Linked DNA regions of Mus musculus: region 2 is linked to region 1. Evidence: chromatin loops called from intact Hi-C (ENCODE). Cell type or tissue: gastrocnemius. All regions are shown on one strand. Each heading gives the region's core, and the rest is flanking DNA. Links, peaks and the distances in the headings are about the cores only. Region 1 holds the start of Psmd8 (proteasome (prosome, macropain) 26S subunit, non-ATPase, 8). Region 2 holds the start of Nfkbib (nuclear factor of kappa light polypeptide gene enhancer in B cells inhibitor, beta).

Region 1 (9,314 bases), core at 679-8,678:
GAGGAGAGACTGGTTGCTGGTTTGGGATACTTGGCAGTGGGAGAGGGAGATGTTCAAGACTCTACTTGATCCATATTTACCTCTGCATTCTTTAGTTACGTGCTGAAGGTGGTGGGTGGTGGTCGCACACTGAACACCATCAGAGACTACACGGAGGAAGAAATCTTCCGTTACAACAGCCCGCTGGACACGTAATCCCTTGGGGACCCCAGTCCACAGTTGGTGGGTCTGGTTTGTAGGGTCACCCCTCCCACTTCCAGTTATGCAGGGGACTCTTTCTGCAAGCTACACTCAAGGTGCCTCAGACAGTAATGTCTAGGGTTCCACAATCCTGCCCCACCTACTAGGTCCCCACCCTTAGGTGCTGAGAACTATTTCTGCTCTCAACCCACTTTGACTTTATATGGGCCTGCATAGAACGAATAGCCTCATCTGGAAAACAAAGGTCGAAAGGACCACGGAGGACAAAAAGTTCTACATAATGTCCCATGAGAGCCCTGGAGTCGAGTGAGTGCAGGTCCTGAGAGTTCCACCCTCCAGGCTAGCCTTGAATTCACTGTGTAGTTGAGGATGACCCTGTTCCTCAGAGTCTCCCACACAGGTTTATGGGGGTCTGAGTTTCCAACCCGGGGCTTGGTGTATGCCAGGCAAACCTTCTACCTACTCAACTGCTCCCCCCTGCTGTTATTTCCCCTGTTCCCTCACCCTGGTATTTTTGTTTTACACAGAGTCTCACTATGTGGCTCCACCTATCCTTAAAATTATGATTGTCCTACTTCTGAAATGTGGGGACTATAGATCCGCCCTTTGCACAAGCTTTTCCCCACCTCATCCTTCTGGCCCATTGTGCTTGTCTCTAAGAGGCTTCCCAGATAATACCTTAACCGTATTAGTGTTTCCAAAGGAGGGCTCTCCTTCGTAGAGAGAGGCTCTCCTGGAAGTCCAGGGCCTTTTACTCTGCCTTGCAGCCTTAGATCACATGCTCCTTCCTTCAGGAGGGCTTAGCCATGCCCTTTTTTCCCCAAGATGGGCAGTCAATCCCTCTGAACTCTCACATGCCTTTCCCACCCTGAGCCTTTGCCTGAACCTCCACAACCTTCCCTGGCCCTCTGCCTGCATATCTACCTCCTCACATTTTGGTCCTGGCCTCTCAGAGCCTGTCCCTGTCTCCTGGAGGACCTGTCTCTCTATGCACAATTTGAATAGACACAAAATAACATTTTAAAAATGAAGAAGGAACAAGTTAACGCCTGGTCAGAGTTCATTGACAGCTAAGTGGAGATTTTAACAAATGAAGAAACTATAGAGGACCTAATTAGTATGCAGGGGTTTGAAAACCATTTTTAACCAATGAAAGAAAAAAATAAGGCAGCAAATGTGTAGGCTTAGGTTTCTTTCTTTCTTTATTTATTTCTTTCTTTTTTTTTTAGGATTTATTTATTTCATGTATGTGGGTACACTGTCAGTGTCTTCAGACACACCAGAGGTGGGATCGTATCCCATTACAGATGGTTGTGAGCCACCATGTGTTTGCTGGGAAATTGAATTCAGGACCTCTGGAAAAGCAGTCAGTGCTCTTGACTTCTGAACCATCTCTCCAGTTCTAGGCTTAGATTTTTTAATTTAAGATTTTATTTATTGTATGTACATGAATACACTGTAGCTGTCTTCAGACACACCAGAAGAGGGCATCAAATCAGTTACAGATGGTTGTGAGTCACCATATGGTTGCTGGGAATTGAACTCAGGACCTCTGGAAGAGCAGTCAGTGCTCTTAACCACTGAGCCATCTCTCTAGCCCGGGGCATTCCTTTTTGAACAGTGCCCATTCCCTTGATGTCTACAATATCACCCTTCTTGTAGATTCCTATGTCTGTGGCCAAAGGAACAACACAATGTTCCCCCCCTTTTTTTTTTCTTTCTTTTTTTTTTTTTTTGGTTTTTAGAGACAGGGTTTCTCTGTGTAGCCCAAGCTGTCCTGGAACTCACTTTGTAGACCAGGCTGGCCTCGAACTCAGAAATCCTCCTGCCTCTGCCTCCCAAGTGCTGGGATTAAAGGCATGCACCACCACGCCCGGCTCACCATGTTTCCTAAAAGCCTTAGAGAACATATACCAGATGCCTCTCCTCCTTCCCTTTGTGTTTATCACGTTGGCTAGTTACTAGAAGATGGCCACCACGGCCGAGGTTGTCAGATCTTATTGCAGATGGTTGTGAGCCACCATATGGTTGCTGGATTTGAACTCAGAACCTTCAGTAGAGTAGTCATGCTCTTACCCGCTGAGCCATCTCGACAGCCCAAGGCTTAGATTTTTTTTTTAAACCTACTTTTAATAAGAGTTCTCAAATGCTTCAGCATCATACGATATAGCCAGAAACTTACACTTCAAAATGGGCAAATTAACCAACTGCACCCAAGACCATGTTCGATCTGGGTTTATTGAATAATGGACAAGAGGGAATTAGTGAGAAAAGATGTGAGTCTGTACTTAGCTGGTGTCCAGACTGTACTTGTGGGATGAAGGTGGCATACAGTAGGTATTTAGTCCAACATCTAGATCAGTTGGCAGGTGGAGGCAGCAGGTAGCAACTGAGCAGCCAGACTGCTTGATGGCTGGTGCTCAGACAGCCTTACTCTCTGAGACTAGAGACTGGAGGTGTGGCTCTGTTGGAGGGTGCTTGCCTGCAGTACTGCAATGAGTTGAGTCTTGGCCCAGCAGTAGAATGCTTGCCTAACTCTCATGAGGCCCCAAGTTCAGTCTGAAGCACCATAGTCACCAAGCAGCAGGCAGATTGGAGAAATTAGTGTTTCCCCTGGACTGTAGGTGCTACAGCTGTCTACTTTTGGACTTGTAGGTGGCTGTGCTTGGAGAACTCCCCTTGCTATGACATCATCCCCCAAAGCATCTACCCACCTGAGTTCTTCTTCAAGTTGTTAGTGAGCAATAGGTAAGCCAGGCATAAAGCCTAGGTGTATGTTGAGGGTGGGGATGCAGTGTGCTGAGATTGTCCCTTGACATTTAACTCAATCCTGGACTCCATTCCCTCACCAGAGGTGTAGACAATAGCACATACTGTGACTACAAGCTCACCTTTATAGTGCACATCCATGGGCTACCGCTCAGCAGCAAGCGGTCCTCCTTCATTGTTATGGTGAGTGGCAGCCAAAGGCTTCCTTACTGGGTGGGCAGGGGGTTCACCTACTACTATACCCCAACCCCAACCCCGACCCCTTGTGACTGTTGTACTGGGCTTGCAGGTGTCTACCAGCTTCTTTATAGCCCTGGTTGTCTTCTACATCCTGTTCTGCCTCGTGTGGCCTCACATAGTGAAGGCCTGGGTCTCATTTCGCTGGAAGATTCACAACATGATGGCACCAGAGACCTATTCATCTTCCTCCTCTTCTGGGGGCTTCACCCTCCATTCTCACAGCTCAGAGGGAAGTTTTGAGGGTCCCTCCAGACCAGGTACCAAAGAGGACAATGTTCAAGCTAAGAGAGCAAAGGTGGCCTGAGTCCCTGGTCTGTACTCTTCCTCATGAACCCTTAGGCCTCTCCTCATGGGAATGCAGCCTGCCACCTCCCCAGGACTTTCTGGTTGGCTAGAATGCTCATGTCTCATTCAGACCCTAATAAAGCCTCCTTGCAGAATCAGTCCCGAGTCCTCAGAAAGGCTCACGTCCGCTTGGTTTGTACCAGCACAGCTGTAGTTAACTGTCAGAATGATGTCAGAATCTTTTATTTTCAAGATGGCACAGCAGATAAAGGAGCTCTCAAGCCTGACAACCTGGGTTTGATCCCCAGGCCTCATGAGATCTAAAGAGAGAGCCGACTCTGTGAAGCTGTCCTCTGACCTCAACATGGGCACATGCACGCACACACACACACACACACACACACACACACACGCATGCCTGTAGGCCAGGCTGGCCTGGAACTCAGAGATCCGCCTGCCTCTGCATCCCAAGTGCTGGGATTAAAAGCGTGAACCACAAAGCTCGGTCTGTAATTCTATTTTAATTTCAAAAATAAGAAAAAAATGGAATAAGAGAAAATAAGAGAAATGGCTCAGTGGTTAAGAGCACTGACTGCTCTTCCAGAAGCCCTGACTAAAATTCCCAGCAACCACATGGTGGCTCACAACCATCCATAAAGGGATCAAATACCCTCTTCTGGGGTGTCTGAAGACAGCCACAGTGTACTTATATACATAAAATGAATAAATAAATCTTTTTAAAGAGTCTGAAAAAAACGTGGAAGAATGATGCTCTGATAAACACGAACGCCTAATCTTAAATCTCACCTGCTAGTCCTCTCTCAGCCTGCCTATGTAGTGACACCTGACAAGTTTTCCAAATGGCTCCACATCGCCACCCCTTGACGTAGAGGCGGTACCCTTAAGATGGACATTCCACAGGCCGAAGCCAGCGAGGGTGGCCATGGTGACTACAGGTGGGCGGGACATTGTGGGCATTGTTTTCAGTTGGAGCGAACGGACTTCCGTTCGCCATTTTGAATGACAGCAGAGGCGGAGCTGCGGCATGTTCATTAAGGGTCGGGCTGCGAAGACACCCCGAGGAGAGCCGCGGCGCTCCTCCCGCGGGGGGCGGAAACTGGCAGTGGTAGCTCCGCCTCCAGTTTTGGGCTCCACCTCCCGGCCTCATTTCCGCCGGGAGTCCATTGCCCGGCGTCGCTGCCGTAAGTCGGGTCGGCGGCTTGCCGCATCACGGAAGATGGCGGCCACAGCGGCTACGGTGAACGGGTCGACCACCGTCTCGAGCTCCGGACCCGCGGCCACCTCGGTCGGGATCCTGCAGGCAGCGGCCGGCATGTACGAGCAACTCAAGGACGAGTGGAACCGGAAGAACCCGAACCTTAGTAAATGTGGAGAAGAACTGGGCCGCCTGAAGGTAAGAGGTCGCCGGGTCCTAGATGCCTAATGCCTGGGGGAAGGTGACAGACGGGAGATCGAGGCTGGTAGAGCGGGCCCTGAGGTGTCGTTAAGGGAGTGATGATGGAAAGATTGGTTCTGGCAGAATCGAATGAGATGGTTCGAGCTTTGTTACTTGGAGGGAGGCAGGAAGGAGTGGGATCAGTGACAAACGGGGAGATAGTGAAAAGAATAAGTCTGAGGTGACGGGACGTTGAGGGAATGTGTGGCAAATAAAGCCCAGGTAAGCTGTGAGGGAGCAGAGGTTAGGAAACACCTGTGTGAAGAGGGGCAACAGGAACAGTTTGAAGCCAAAAACGAACCTAGAAGAGCACACGTTTCGGTTGTAAACACACTCAGGCGGATAGAAGGCCAGTCTGGTCTTCAATAGCGAGTTTGAGGAGGCTGGGCTACATAGACTTCGTCTCAAAATATATATATAATAATAATAAGTAAACAACAACAAAATATGTGTTAGGTTCCCAAGTTTACTAAGGAATGGTGTCTGGGATGGACTGGGGGGGGAGGGAAAAGGAATGCCCCACATTCCTTGTTACCCCTTCTCGGGCACACTGTGGTGGAGGTCTTCCCAGACCTGCATATAATGGCTGAACACGATGTCCCACACTTGTAATCCTAGCACTCGAGAGGCTCACACCAGGCTCTCCAGTTCTAGACTAGATTGGCCTGCCTGGGGAGATGCTGTCTTAAACAAGAGAGAAACCTAAAACAAGCTAAATATAGCAACAGGAAGAATTGAGGTCATGGGCGTCTCCCTACCCCATGATCCCCCTGGGTCAGGCACCAAGTGCCTCGTGTTTCTCAGTGGAGTTACTAATATTTGTAAGATGAGGTAATCCAATTGGTACGCTCCGTGTTCTTGGGCCCTTTGGTGTTTGCTTTACAAGGTCTGACTCCACTAATATTCATGGCAGTTGTGTGGGTTAGGATGCATGCAAGCTTTTCCAAGTAGGAACATAAAAGTCCAGAGAACGTAAGTAATCTATATTTGAAATCTCGTCCTCATTCCTTCCCCCTCAGTTGGTTCTGCTTGAGCTCAATTTCCTGCCAACCACGGGGACCAAACTGACTAAACAGCAACTCATTCTGGCCCGTGAGTGTCACTAGGGTTGGTGGAGGGTGATGGGCCTGGGGTCATTGTAGGAATGACTGGGGTGGTGATCCCAGGAGGGATTCCAGCCACCACCTGAGAGCCCCTGTCCCCTTACCTACAGGTGACATTCTGGAGATCGGGGCCCAGTGGAGCATCCTGTGCAAAGACATTCCCTCCTTCGAGCGCTACATGGCCCAACTCAAATGCTACTACTTTGATTACAAGTGAGGTTGGGCCCTCTAGGGAGGGGACTGGAGCAGGAGTGGGTAGTTCCTTGTGTATCTGGCGTCCTCCGTTGCCTTCTTCGCCTGAGAACCATTGCCGTTCTCAGCTCTGTCCCCAGAAGCTGGAGGGCCAGAAGATTAGAGATCTTGAGACTGGGTTTATGTAGTCTGGTTCTGTACGTTTCTAAACAGTTTGATTTTATTTGTGTATTTCCATGTATATGGGTGCTCTGTCTGCTTGTATGTCTGAACACCAGAGGAATGCGTGGGATCCTATTACAGATGGTTGTGAGCTGCTACATGGGTGCTGGGAATTGAACTCAGGACTTCTGAAAGTGCAGAGCTCTTCAAGCATCTAGTGCTCTTAACTGCTGAGCCATCTCTTCAGCCCCTCCATCCAATCTGTTTTCCCTTATCTAGTCCCACACTATGTCCCCTGTACCCAGTGTGGCTCTGAGTTACCCCTTCATTTTCCCTCTAGCTGGCATGTCTACAACAGCCAATAGGATGCTGCTTTGCTTCACAAAGTGCTGGTTGTTTTATTTTGTTTGAGACTGGGTTCAAGGTGGTCCACCTGTCTACACCTGGAGATTATATGTAGTGCTGCCCCCTGCTGGTTTTTTTGTTGTTGTTGTTGTGGGGTTTTTGTGTTTTTGTTTGTTTTGTTTGTTTCGGTGTAGCTTTGGCTGGCCTGGAGATCCGCCTGACTCTCTGCCTCCAGTGCTGGGATTAACCGCGTGGGCCACAATACCCAGCTGTTGTTGTTTTGTTTTTAAGATTTATTTATTTTATGTATGTGAGTACACTGTCACTGTCTTCAGACATACCAGAGGCATCAGATCCCATTACAGATGGTTGTGAGCCACCCTGTGGCTGCTGGGAATTGAACTCAGGACCTCTGGAAGAGTAGTCAGTGCTCTTAACCACCGAGCCATCTGTCCAGCCCCCCCACCCCCCAGCTGCCCCTGAGCTCTTGTTCTTTGAGGCTATGCCTTATGTGCCCCAAGCTGGCTGAGAACTCAGTTGTGCAGTAGCCCTTCCGATCTTGAACTTTGGATACTCCTCCCTGTACCTCCAAGTGACTGGGATTACAGGTGTGTACCCCATGTCTTGTTTATGAAATGCTGGGGATTGAACCAAAAGTTTTGTTCTTTTTTTTTTTTAAGATTTATTTATTTATTATATGTAAGTACACTGTAGCTGTCTTCAGACACACCAGAAGAGGGCGTCAGATCTCGTTACAGATGGTTGTGAGCCACCATGTGGTTGCTGGGATTTGAACTCCGGACCTTTGGAAGAGCAGTCAGGTGCTCTTACCCACTGAGCCATCTCACCAGCCCAAGTTTTGTTTTTTTGAGGGAAACATTCTGCTTACTGAGTATCTAGCCTCTGGATGCTATTCTTATGGCTTTACGTATGATAGACCATTTAATTCACTTATGTTTTACTGAACATGCCTTTATGGTGTGGATACCTAGTGACAACTGCTTAGCAGATGGGAAATAGGCTGAATCACTGTAGTCCATGTATGTTTGGTCCATGTGGCTCGTGGCGTTTTTGCCTCTCTGTACCTAACTTGTCTGAACTCATGCAAGTACTTGTAAGGATTCTGGAAGGTGGATGAGGGACTTGGTTAGCTCCCCAGTACCTGTTAACTGTGGTTTCTTCCCGCTCCCTTGGCTCACAGAGAACAGCTTCCTGAGTCAGCCTATATGCACCAGCTCCTGGGCCTCAATCTCCTCTTCCTGCTATCTCAGAACCGAGTGGCTGAGTTCCACACAGAATTAGAACGATTACCTGCCAAGGACATCCAGACCAATGTCTACATCAAACACCCTGTTTCCCTCGAGCAAGTAAGGCTGGGCAGGGGAAGGGAGATCCTGGGTGAGGTGGGTGGTACCAGTTTAGATTGTGGGAGGGCTTCCTGGAAGAATGATCAGCCATTTTCAATCCACCAACTCTTTTTGGTTTTTGGTTTTTGGTTTTGTTTTGTTTTTTGTTTTTCGAGACAGGGTTTCTCTGTGTACTCCTGACTGTCCTGGAACTCACTTTGTAGACCAGGGTTGCCTCGAACTCAGAAATCCACCTGCCTCTGCCTCCCGAGTGCTGGGATTAAAGGTGTGCGCCACCAGTTCTTTTAACCAGCAAAACATATATGTGCCAGGCACCAGGAAAGGTTTTCATGTTAAGGCAAATCAAACAGACGAAACCCCTAATCTAGAATCCATGAAGTGTGGAGGCAGATAAGTACCAAAAGAATGAGGTACCTGTGTGGGATGTGAGGCATTGTTACGAGGACCTGGGCTTGGGAGCGGTCAGAGAGGGTCTGAAAGGGCTAAGAGGTCCTCTGGCAGAGGCAGTTTGTGTCCTGAGGCACAAACCTCCTGCCATATTTTAAAGACAGCAAAGAAGACAGTGGAAGAAGGCCGGTAAGTCAGGGGTGAGGCGTGGGAGCTGAGGCCTGCAAAGTACTATGCTGTGAGAAGGACGGCCGAGTGGCCCGTGGGCCAGCAGTTGATGTATATGGAATGGGAGCTGGGGTCAATATACCTTCTTCTCCCCTTATAATTGGAGGTTAGATGCCAGTTTGGAGGAGGCTGCCAGGGTGAGTGTGTAAGCCAGGTGGTGCTTCTTGGAAGTGGAGAAGCGAGGGTGTTATGGTAGAGCAGGGATTGGGAGGCACCAAGGGAGCAAGAAAAGCCTGTGCCACTCCATCCTCTTCCTCTTCTCCATTGGCTTTGGCAGTACCTCATGGAGGGTAGCTACAACAAGGTATTCCTGGCTAAGGGGAACATCCCTGCCGAAAGCTACACCTTCTTCATTGACATCCTGCTGGATACCATCAGGTATGTGGGGTCCAGGCCCCAGACTTCCTGGCCTTGTTAGTCCCCTACATGCCACACTGCCTGATGCCTATGATTGACGCCCTGGTGTTTCTCATAGTGTATTGCCCCAGTCCCAACCCCTCTAGGGGCTACAATCAGAACCTTGTATAAACTAAAGGAATGCTCTGCTGCTGAGCTGCCCTCAGGGTTTCGTGTAGCCGA
Region 2 (9,314 bases), core at 768-8,767, 420 kb after region 1:
TACGTGAGGGTGAACTTGAATTCCTGACCCATCTATTTTTATTGTTTTAGGTGCTAGGATTACAGGATTGCATCACCATCATGCCTGACTCTAGAATGATTCTTCACTGATATTAAAAAATGACATAAGTTGGCATGATGGGTCACCAGGGGAAGGGGCTGCCTGCTAAGCCTGACAATCTGCGTTTGATTCCCAGGCCCCACATGGTGGGAGGAGACGATAGCTGTCCTCAGATCACCATACATATACTGTGGCGTGTGTATCCTAAACACACACACACACACACACACACACACACACACACACACAAAACAAACTAGGTGTAAAATTTTAAAAAGAGGGTCTGGAGAGATGGCTCAGTGGTTACGAGCACTGACTGCTTCAATTCCCAGCACCCACATGGCAGATCAGAGCTGCCTGTAACCCCAGTTCTAGGGGATGTGACACGCTCACACAGACACACACGCAGGCAAAATGCCAATGCACATGAAACTAAAAAAAAAAAAAAAAAAAAAAAAAAAAAAAGATAAAAGCTTTAAAAAGAGCCTGTCCAAGTCTTACTGTTTTACCTAAGATGGCTTCCAACTCCTAATCCTCCCCCTTCGGCCTCCTGAGCCTGGATAACGAACAAACACCAAAGCAAAACCAAGCAACAGTTAAACAGAGATAACTCTACGTGGTTTCTCGGCGTGAGGTTTTGCGCATTTGCTCATTATTATAGAACTGGGTCTTGCCAGAGTAAGATACTGCACAATGTTTCACAGACCTACATCATTCTCTTTAGTTTATTTTAGTTATGTGAATATGTGCATGTGTGTGCAAGTCTCCATAGAGTCAGATCCCCTGGGACTGGAGTTATAGTCACTTGTGAGCGCCTGGTACATGGAACTCAGGTTCTCTGGAATAGAATTCTTAACCACTGAGCCATCTCTCCAGCCCCCACCTCATTCTTTATTGTGGCTCCATAGTAACACATTGTATGATGAACCGTGGTTCATTGACTCCCTCTCCTGACAGCCACTGAGGCTGCTGCTAGCGTTGCCCCATCTGGATAATGCTGCAATTGACACCCCACATCTTCTTGGCCACTGAGAACCCCTTTTGACTGTGAAACCCTTTTTTAGTCTGGCATTAAGCCTTCATTTGGGAGCCAGACAAGTAAGAGACTAGAGACCCACAGCAGGCTGTCACAGCTCTTATGGGGGTATTGTTGACCACAGCTTCTGCACCTGCCTCCCTTCGAAGTGTGGTCTCATAGGATGAGCATGCTGGCATTCAGTGGTTGTAGGCATGGTCCAGTACACTGTTTCCCAACCTGTGGGACACAATCCCTTTAGGGATCAAGCGACCCTCTCTTGGGGGGGGGGTCCCATATCAGATATCCTACATATCTGATATTTACATTATAGTTCATAACAGTAGCAAAAGGACAGTTATGAAGTAGTAACAAAATAATTTTATGGTTGGAGGGACACCACACCGTTGGAGCTACATTAAAAGGTTGCAGCATTAGGAAGATTGAGAACCACTCCTCGAGTATATGAGGACAACCTGGCCTCTGGGGGAACCGGAGGCCTTGGCACGTGTCTTCAAACATCTTTGAGATGGCTCATCTACACTCCACTGAAGCTGCAGCATCTTTCGGAGCCCATTTCCCCATAAGTTTCAAGCCCTTTCCTTTCTACCCAAAGAACACAGGGGTTAACAGTTTTCACCAAGTAAGCTGCTCATCTGTAACACAGCCATGAGAGGCCTTCCCTTCACTGGGATGCTGCAAAGATTAAATGAAGTCATGTACATTAAAATTCAGGCAGAGTATCAATAAATGACCACGCCAGCAACCCAACTACTGAAACATCTACTATCCCTTCGTGCTCTCAGGCCTGTACCCTGCATGGAACACCACCTCCGATCTCATTTAAGAAAATCCCTTATCACTTCACTTATACGACACTGTGACTATATCTTGGTCTTGTTCCTAGATCAGCTTGTGGGTTCCACCAGGGGAGAGTTTGGCTAGAATCTTCTATAATCTCTGACCCACAGAGTTTGCCCGGTACTCCAGGGGTATGCTCTCTCCCTTCCTCCCTCCTTTTTTGAGACTGGGTCTCACCATATGGCCCAAGCTGCCTCTCCTTTCTCCATCCTCCTACCTCACTTCCCCCCTCCCCTGCCCCCCCCCATGTGCTGGCATTACAGGGGGCTGGCACCACACCCAGCTTCGATACTTTTATAACGTGCCCTATAGGGTCCTTTCCCCCACCTCATAGGATCTGAGTTTGCGGATTGAACTGGAAAACCGTCTCTTTCAGGTCCAGCACAAATGAGGTTCAGAAGGGGCTGAGGATGGGATGGGCAACAGTAGGAAACGAGGACGATATGGAAGGGAACCAGGGGTTGAGGCTATACATTTTCCTTGACAGTCCCAAGAAGCCACCATTCTCCCAGGAGATTGTACTAATCCCCAGATGGGCTTGGGGATCAGGGCCATAAGCCAAGGGCCCTTGGGTAAAAGCCTTCCCTTGCCACCTCCCCCCAGTGCGGCACGTGGAACCAAGTCTCTCCTTCCCTCCACCCCTTCCCCATCTCACCTGAGCCTCCTGCACCTTCCCTGCCTGGGTCTCCAGAGGGTCAGAGGCTGGGGAGGAGGGGAGCAGACGTGGTTACAGTGCGGGGAAAGAGTTAAGCAGAAGGGCTCACAATGGTGGAGGACAAGAGGACCCACCAACCTAATTATTTCAGAGTCAGGGATGGTAGTAAAACTATCGGAGATGGGAAAAGGCATATTTTAGAGTGGAGGTATGTGTGACGTGAAAAGGCTGAGGAGGGGAATCTTTAGGAGGAGAAAGCAGGCGAGACTGGACTGAAGGAAGGTTTCAGAGTTAAGCAGGATATGGTAGCATGTGCGAGTCGAGAGAATGAGGGAGGGCTAAGTTTTTCAAGAGACGTAAGTAGGGATACTTCTGCTGAGAGTTGAGTGTGGGAGAGGAGATGCAGTGAAGGTAGGAGGTTTAGGAGAGGCACAAGAACTGAAGGAATGAGATAGTAAGGGGCCACAGGGGTCCCCGGAACCCATCCTACAGTTGCCCTTAACAACAGACAACCTTAGCAACCGGGATAGTGGTAACTTTGGTCCTTAGCAACGAGGGTCCTCAGCAGCCAAAGTACGAGAAATGCGATCATTAAGAACTTGACAATCGGACCCTTACATTTCACAATCCAGAAACCAACCAACCTAGTAATACGGACCACTTAGCAACACCCCTCCGAATCCCACTCCCTTCAGGTAGATCCTGTCTCCCGCCCCACCGAGCCTACCCTCGGGCCCCGGGGCCTGCAGCCCAAAGCCAGGCCCCGGCGCGGCCCGACCCTCCCACCCTCCCAACAGGGCCCCTAACTCACGGTCCGGCTCGGCCATGGGAACGGGGTGGGGGCCCTCGGGACTGTCACCGACTGCTCTGTCCCGTGACGGCAGCGGAAACAAGAAGAGGCCGAGATAGGATAGAGAACTACAACTCCCGGCAGGCAATGCGATCCCCATAACCGCTTTCGTACAATGTGCCTCTCATGTTATCAAACTACAAATCCCAAAAAGCCTGGCGCCGGCGGCCATATTGATAAAGGGCGTCTGGAAAATGTGGGGAAACTCAGCGAGCGAATGTCCACCTCATTTTTCTGATTGGCTGTGGTGCAGTACAGGGGCGGGGTGTAGCTATTTAAAACATTTTGATTGGGTATATGAGGGGGCGTGTTGGGGAATTCCCGATAGGGCGGAAGCACTGGAGCTCATCGCAGAGCCCAGCGACAGGCAGGCGACCACAGGGGGCCACCCGAGGTGGCTGGGGCCATGGCCGGGGTCGCGTGCTTGGGGAAAACTGCGGATGCCGATGAATGGTGCGACAGCGGCCTGGGCTCTCTAGGTCCCGACGCAGCGGCTCCCGGAGGACCAGGTCTGGGCGCAGAGCTTGGCCCAGAGCTGTCGTGGGCGCCCTTAGTCTTTGGCTACGTCACTGAGGATGGGGACACGTGAGTAAACCTTAAATTACTAGACTGAGCCCTGGGATCTTACCTGAGTCCCCTTTAGCCTACGATTCCTGTGACTTCGTATCGTCTCGTTCCTAACTCTTGATTTCCGATGCTGGACTTCCTGGCCCTTAACCCCCAAACACTAAATTGTGAGACTGGTACGCTTTCACACAGTCAAGTGTCTCACCTTTTTTGAACTCTATAAATTTGAGCTCCTGATCCCCAAATCGGATCTGAACCTTTCCGACCACTCTAGTTCCCACATCTTCTTACCTCTTACTTCCAGATGTAGTCTTTGGTCTTTGGCTATTCTTGTATAAGCCAGATTTTGATTTCAAAACTAGTTCTTGGCCCTGAGTCTCTGAAGCTGACACGTCCAGTATTGACCCTGCAGTTAAGAAATTGAGCTGGTGGGTGTCATGGCTCTCACAGCACTTGGAAGGCAAAGGCAGGTGGATCTCTGTGAATTTGAGGCCACCTGATTGAGTTCCCTGCCAGCCAGAGCTACATAAGATGTAGAAACTCTATTCTATGAGGCTAGATTCATCTGTTAGCCAAATGCTTCTCCCAAACTACCACCTTCCAATCCCTGGTTTTAGTTTAGCTGAGTGTGATGGTACACACTTGTCATTCTGGCACTCGAGGGGCTGAGGCAGGAGGATCACTAGTCCGAGGACAGCCTGGAAGGACCCAGTATCAAAAAGGAGGGAAGAGGAAAAGGAGGAGAGGGTGACTGAAAAAAGGTTAAAGAGTAGGAAATGTTGATTAGTAGATAAGCTGGGGAGAAGGGATGGTTGTGGTGACGGCGTGCATTAAGGGATTGTACCCGGGATTTTCTTGTCCTTTGTGCTTATTGCGTATGCCCAGTGACTCAGTGCCTGACCCATGAGGGGAACCCAACAAACACTCATCTTAAAGAGCCAGGAGTAGTTGCCTTAGTTTTCACTTTCTACTTTGTTGGTTCCTGTTCCTTTATTATTTCCCTCTGGTTACTTTGGGTCTGGTTTTTGTGCTTTCTTTATCCTCCCCCTTCCTTTCTCGATTGTTTGTGTTTGACGGTCTCATGTAGCCCAGGCTAGCCTTGAGGTTACTTTGTAGCTGAGGATAGCTTTGAACATTTCATTCTCCTGCTTTCAGCTCCCAAGTGGGTATCACTACATCCCGCCTGGGGAGTGTGTGTGTGTGTGTGTGTGTGTGGACTAGAGGGCAACCTTGGGCTGCACTGAGCACGTAGGCTAGACTAGCTGGCCTGAGAGCCTCAGCGGTCATCTCTTGCTCTCTACCCTCCTCTTCCTCTTTGAGACAGGGTGGCTGGCCTGGAACTCACTATGTAAACCAAGCTGGCCTCAAACTCATCCACCTGCCTCTGCCTCCGGAGTGCTGGGATCAAAGGCGCGCACCACTGTGCTCCATTCCAGGGTTCTCCTCCCTAGTGTTGGGACTATAAATACTTACAATCACACCCAGCTTTTTCTTATGTGGGTTCTAAACTAAGGTCACTGTGCTTTACTTAGCAAAACATTTCCCAGCCTCCAACCCCACCCCCCTTTTAAGTCAGTGTCTCACTATGTAGCCCAGGCTAGCCTTGAACACTACTGTAAAAAAAAATGAATCCTTTTTTTTTTTTCTTCCGGCCACTTAATTCCCAACAATAAGGACTCTGGCATTAACTATTTATTAATAAATGCCTTGGCTACAAGCTTTGGCCCATTCCATAGCTAACACATAACTTATTTAACCCATTTAAATCATTCTATGTTTTCCTTCAGTCTCGGGCCTGCTTCTTCCTTAGCATCGTCTTTCTCGGTGTCTCTCTCAGTGACTCCTCCAGTGTCTCTCCCTGTGTCTCCTTTTATTCTCTCACTATTTCCCAGAATCCTTTCTTTTCCTGCCAGTGTCCCACCTCCTATTTCCTGCTTCAGCTCATTGGCCGTTTGCTTTTTTATTGACAGGTGTTGCCTATAAGAGATTCTGTCTACACATTATGAAATTTTTCTTTGGTTTATTTTATTTATTTTTGGTTTTTTGAGATTGGGTTTCTCTGTGTAGCCTTGGCTGTCCTGGAATTCTCTATGTAGAGCAGACTGACGTTGAACTCAGAGATATGTCTGCCCCTGCTTCCCAAATAATTTTACTTTATGTGTATAAATGTTGGATCCCCTGGAACTGGAGTTAGGGATGGCTATGAGCCACAATGTAGGTGCTGAAAATCAAACCGGGGTCTTCTGCAAGAGCAACAAGTGTTTTTTGTTTTTTTGAGACAGGGTTTTTCTGTATGGCCCTGGCTGTCCTGGAACTCACTTTGTAGACCAGGCTGGCCTCGAACTCAGAAATCCGCCTGCCTCTGCCTCCCAAGTGCTGGGATTAAAGGCGTGCGCCACCACTGCCCGGCAGCAACAAGTGTTCTTAACTGCTAAGCCATTGCTCCTACCCTACCCTACTCTTGGTCTTCCTGCCTGGAATTCCGGGCAAGGTGGTGCGTGCCTGGTTTATGCAGAGTTGGGATTGATCCCAGGTTCTTATGCACGCTAAGCTAGCAGTCTACCAAGCAAGCCACTGCCCAGCTCATCTCTCTTCTTTTCTAATGTGCTTGGAATGCTGTAAATATTCCCTCTGGAGAACTTCTGATATATTGTGTTTTTATTTTTGCATAAATGAGTATATTTTCTAATTTCTCTTGGTTTCTCCTTTGGCCAGTAGGTTATGAAGAAGTATGTTCATTTTTCACGCTTGGAGGAGTTTCCAGATCTCTCTGTTACCAGCTTTAAATTTCATTTTACTGCGGGCAGAGAACATGTTTTGTCTGATTTGCGGTCTCTAGTTTTTCTCTTGCAGCGCTGGCCATCAGACCCAGGGCCTTCTGAGTGCTGGGCGAGTGCTCTCGGGAACTGTGTGCCGGTGGAATTCATTTTGACAACGTGTGACTTAGAGGGAATGTTGGTTAGCAGTGTTGTTCAAAGCTGGGCGTGTGATTCCAGCTACAAAGAAGATTGAGGCAGGAGGAGCTCAAGGTCAGGACCTGCCGAGGAATAGAGTGAATTCAAGTCCAGGCTGGGGACATTCACAGCGAGGCCCTACTTCAAAATGAGGGGAACCAATAGCAGGTAGCTCAGTGGCAGCCAGCGTCCCTGCATGCAAGCTACCTTAGGTTCAGTCCTCATGACTGCAAAGACAGGGCAGCAGCCACCACAGAGCCCTGCCGTTCATTTGCTCCTGCTTTCCTACTTGTTGGAACAGTTGGTGACAGAGACCTAGTGAAGTTACCACACCTATGGATTCGTCTGTTGCTTCTTCTCCTTGTTAGCTTTTGCTTTATGTAATTTGAAGGTCTGTTCTTAGAGCTACACTGAGTGTGTGTGTGTGTGTGTGTGTGTGTGTGTGTGTGTGTCTGTGTATGTGTGTGGTGAGAGCCATCGTATCCAGCTTGTCTGTGTGTATGTGTATGTTTATGTGTGGAGGACAGAGATCCATACTGGCTGTCTACCTCGATTGTACCTCACTTTATTACCGTATTATTATTTGAGACAGGTCTCACAGTGTAGCCCTAGCTGACCAGGAGCTCACCATGCAGATCAGGCTAGCCTGGGATTCTCAGAGATCCACCGCTTTTGCCTCTCTCACATGGGCCGCCATGCCCAGCATTTCTGTATGTGTGTGTGATCGAATCTCATTATTTAGTTTTTAACCCTGCTGCTCTGGAACTCACCATGTAGCCCAGTCTGGCCTTGAACTAACAATCCTCCTGCCTCAGGTTTCCCGGATGCTGGAATTAGAGCTACTACACTGATTATGTTACTTAGTTAACACAGGTGAAACAAATTTGGTAGCTGGGCCTATTGGTGACGAGAGCTATTGAAATCACTAAGTCTATGGATTCCCCTGGCTTGTCAGCCGAGCTACTCAGGAGGCTGAGGTGGGAGGGCTTGAACTCAAGGTCAGTGTGGGCCACTTATGAAGACCCTATCTTAGCTCAGAACACGGAGCAGCCAGACAAAGTGCTAGATTAGCTTCTGCCCTCGACTCTCCGGAACACTGACAGGTTTCCACCGTGGCCACAGTTTGTAGCACACAGTAGACACTCTGTGACACTGACCTCTGCCTTTTGTCCTCAGAGCCCTGCACTTGGCTGTGATTCATCAGCATGAGCCCTTCCTGGATTTCCTCCTGGGCTTCTCCGCCGGCACCGAGTACCTTGACCTGCAGAATGACCTAGGCCAAGTGAGCCATGGGGATGTGTGCTGTAGGGAGCCGGGTGGGTCCAGGATTGTCAGCGTGGCCCTAACTAACCCCTTCTCTCTATCCCTGTAGACAGCCCTGCATCTAGCAGCCATCCTTGGGGAGGCATCTACAGTAGAGAAGTTGTATGCAGCCGGTGCAGGAGTGTTGGTGGCTGAGAGAGGGGGCCACACGGCATTGCACTTGGCCTGCCGGGTCAGGGCACACACGTGCGCGTGCGTACTGCTCCAGCCCCGTCCCAGCCACCCAAGAGATGCCTCAGATACCTACCTCACTCAGAGCCAGGACTGTACCCCAGACACCAGCCATGCCCCTGCTGCCGTGGATTCCCAACCCAACCCAGAGAACGAAGAGGAGCCGCGTGATGAAGACTGGAGGCTACAACTAGAAGCTGAAAACTATGATGGTGAGAGCCCCAGGCCTTGGGGAAGATGTGAGCTCCTGGCCAGTCCCAGGCTCCCAGCTCCTCTCACCCAACCTGAGTTGTAGCCAATGGCCTCAGACATACCCTGGTTGGTGGAGTGCTCATCTGGCATACGTAAAGCCCTAGGTTCAATCCCCGGCATAAACAGCTTGGTGTATGCCTATAATACCAGTCTCTGGAAGCCAGAGGATCAGGAGTTCAAGGTCATCCTTGGTGCTAGCTAGTTTGAGGCCAGTCTAGGTTACAGGAGACCCCATCTCAAACAAACACCCAGTCCCAGCACTTGGGTGGCAGAAACATCATGAGGTCAAATTCAGGCCCTGTCTCAAAAAACCCTCAAAGCAAAACTAGCTCCTTGGGAAGTCATCCCTAGGCTCCGTAAATCCTAGCATCTGGACTAAGGCCCTCCACACAGTCTCAGGAGTACTAAGAATTGGACGTACAAGGCCCCTCTCCCACAGGTCTAGACGTCAGACCACTTATAACCCAGACCTGTCAGCCACAGGTCCAGAGATGCCAGGATACAGTGGTTAAACCAGGGCTACCCATCTGCAAGGTGACTTCCCTCCAGAATTGTTCCCGAGTATGAGCCACCAGCCCAGCCTGACCATGATGAGAGGATCCATCC

What was found. Hi-C counts contacts between places; a loop is a spot of excess contacts. Peaks named below come from ENCODE experiments on the same cell type or tissue, not always from the same donor. Only the 100,000 strongest peaks of a DNase experiment are listed, where the experiment ranks them.
Region 2: it touches region 1 in a loop (2.6-fold over the local background); 3 of 42 quality-filtered maps call a loop at or near these places.

Annotation. Positions count from the first base shown.
Region 1 is chr7:29,175,872-29,185,185 of GRCm38, reverse strand. It overlaps Psmd8 (proteasome (prosome, macropain) 26S subunit, non-ATPase, 8), which reads left to right and starts at 4,513. Exons shown (of 7, transcript NM_026545.3): 1 at 4,513-4,909; 2 at 5,971-6,043; 3 at 6,165-6,267; 4 at 7,955-8,120; 5 at 9,013-9,113. The coding sequence starts at 4,541. It overlaps Catsperg1 (cation channel sperm associated auxiliary subunit gamma 1), which reads left to right. Exons shown (of 28, transcript NM_001368407.1): 24 at 96-191; 25 at 418-507; 26 at 2,857-2,949; 27 at 3,054-3,153; 28 at 3,260-3,654. The coding sequence ends at 3,514. In gastrocnemius, for the core only: CTCF peaks have their summits at 4,379 and 6,877 (motif pointing left); a DNase peak (open chromatin) is centred at 4,573; H3K4me3 peaks cover 2,951 bases; H3K27ac peaks cover 2,865 bases.
Region 2 is chr7:28,760,956-28,770,269 of GRCm38, reverse strand. It overlaps Nfkbib (nuclear factor of kappa light polypeptide gene enhancer in B cells inhibitor, beta), which reads left to right and starts at 3,626. Exons shown (of 6, transcript NM_001306222.1): 1 at 3,626-4,026; 2 at 8,139-8,244; 3 at 8,335-8,668. The coding sequence starts at 3,848. Sirt2 (sirtuin 2) reads right to left here and starts at 3,518. Exons shown (of 16, transcript NM_022432.4): 1 at 3,403-3,518; 2 at 2,592-2,638. The coding sequence starts at 3,418. In gastrocnemius, for the core only: a CTCF peak has its summit at 3,786; DNase peaks (open chromatin) are centred at 2,532 and 3,629; H3K4me3 peaks cover 2,453 bases; H3K27ac peaks cover 2,208 bases.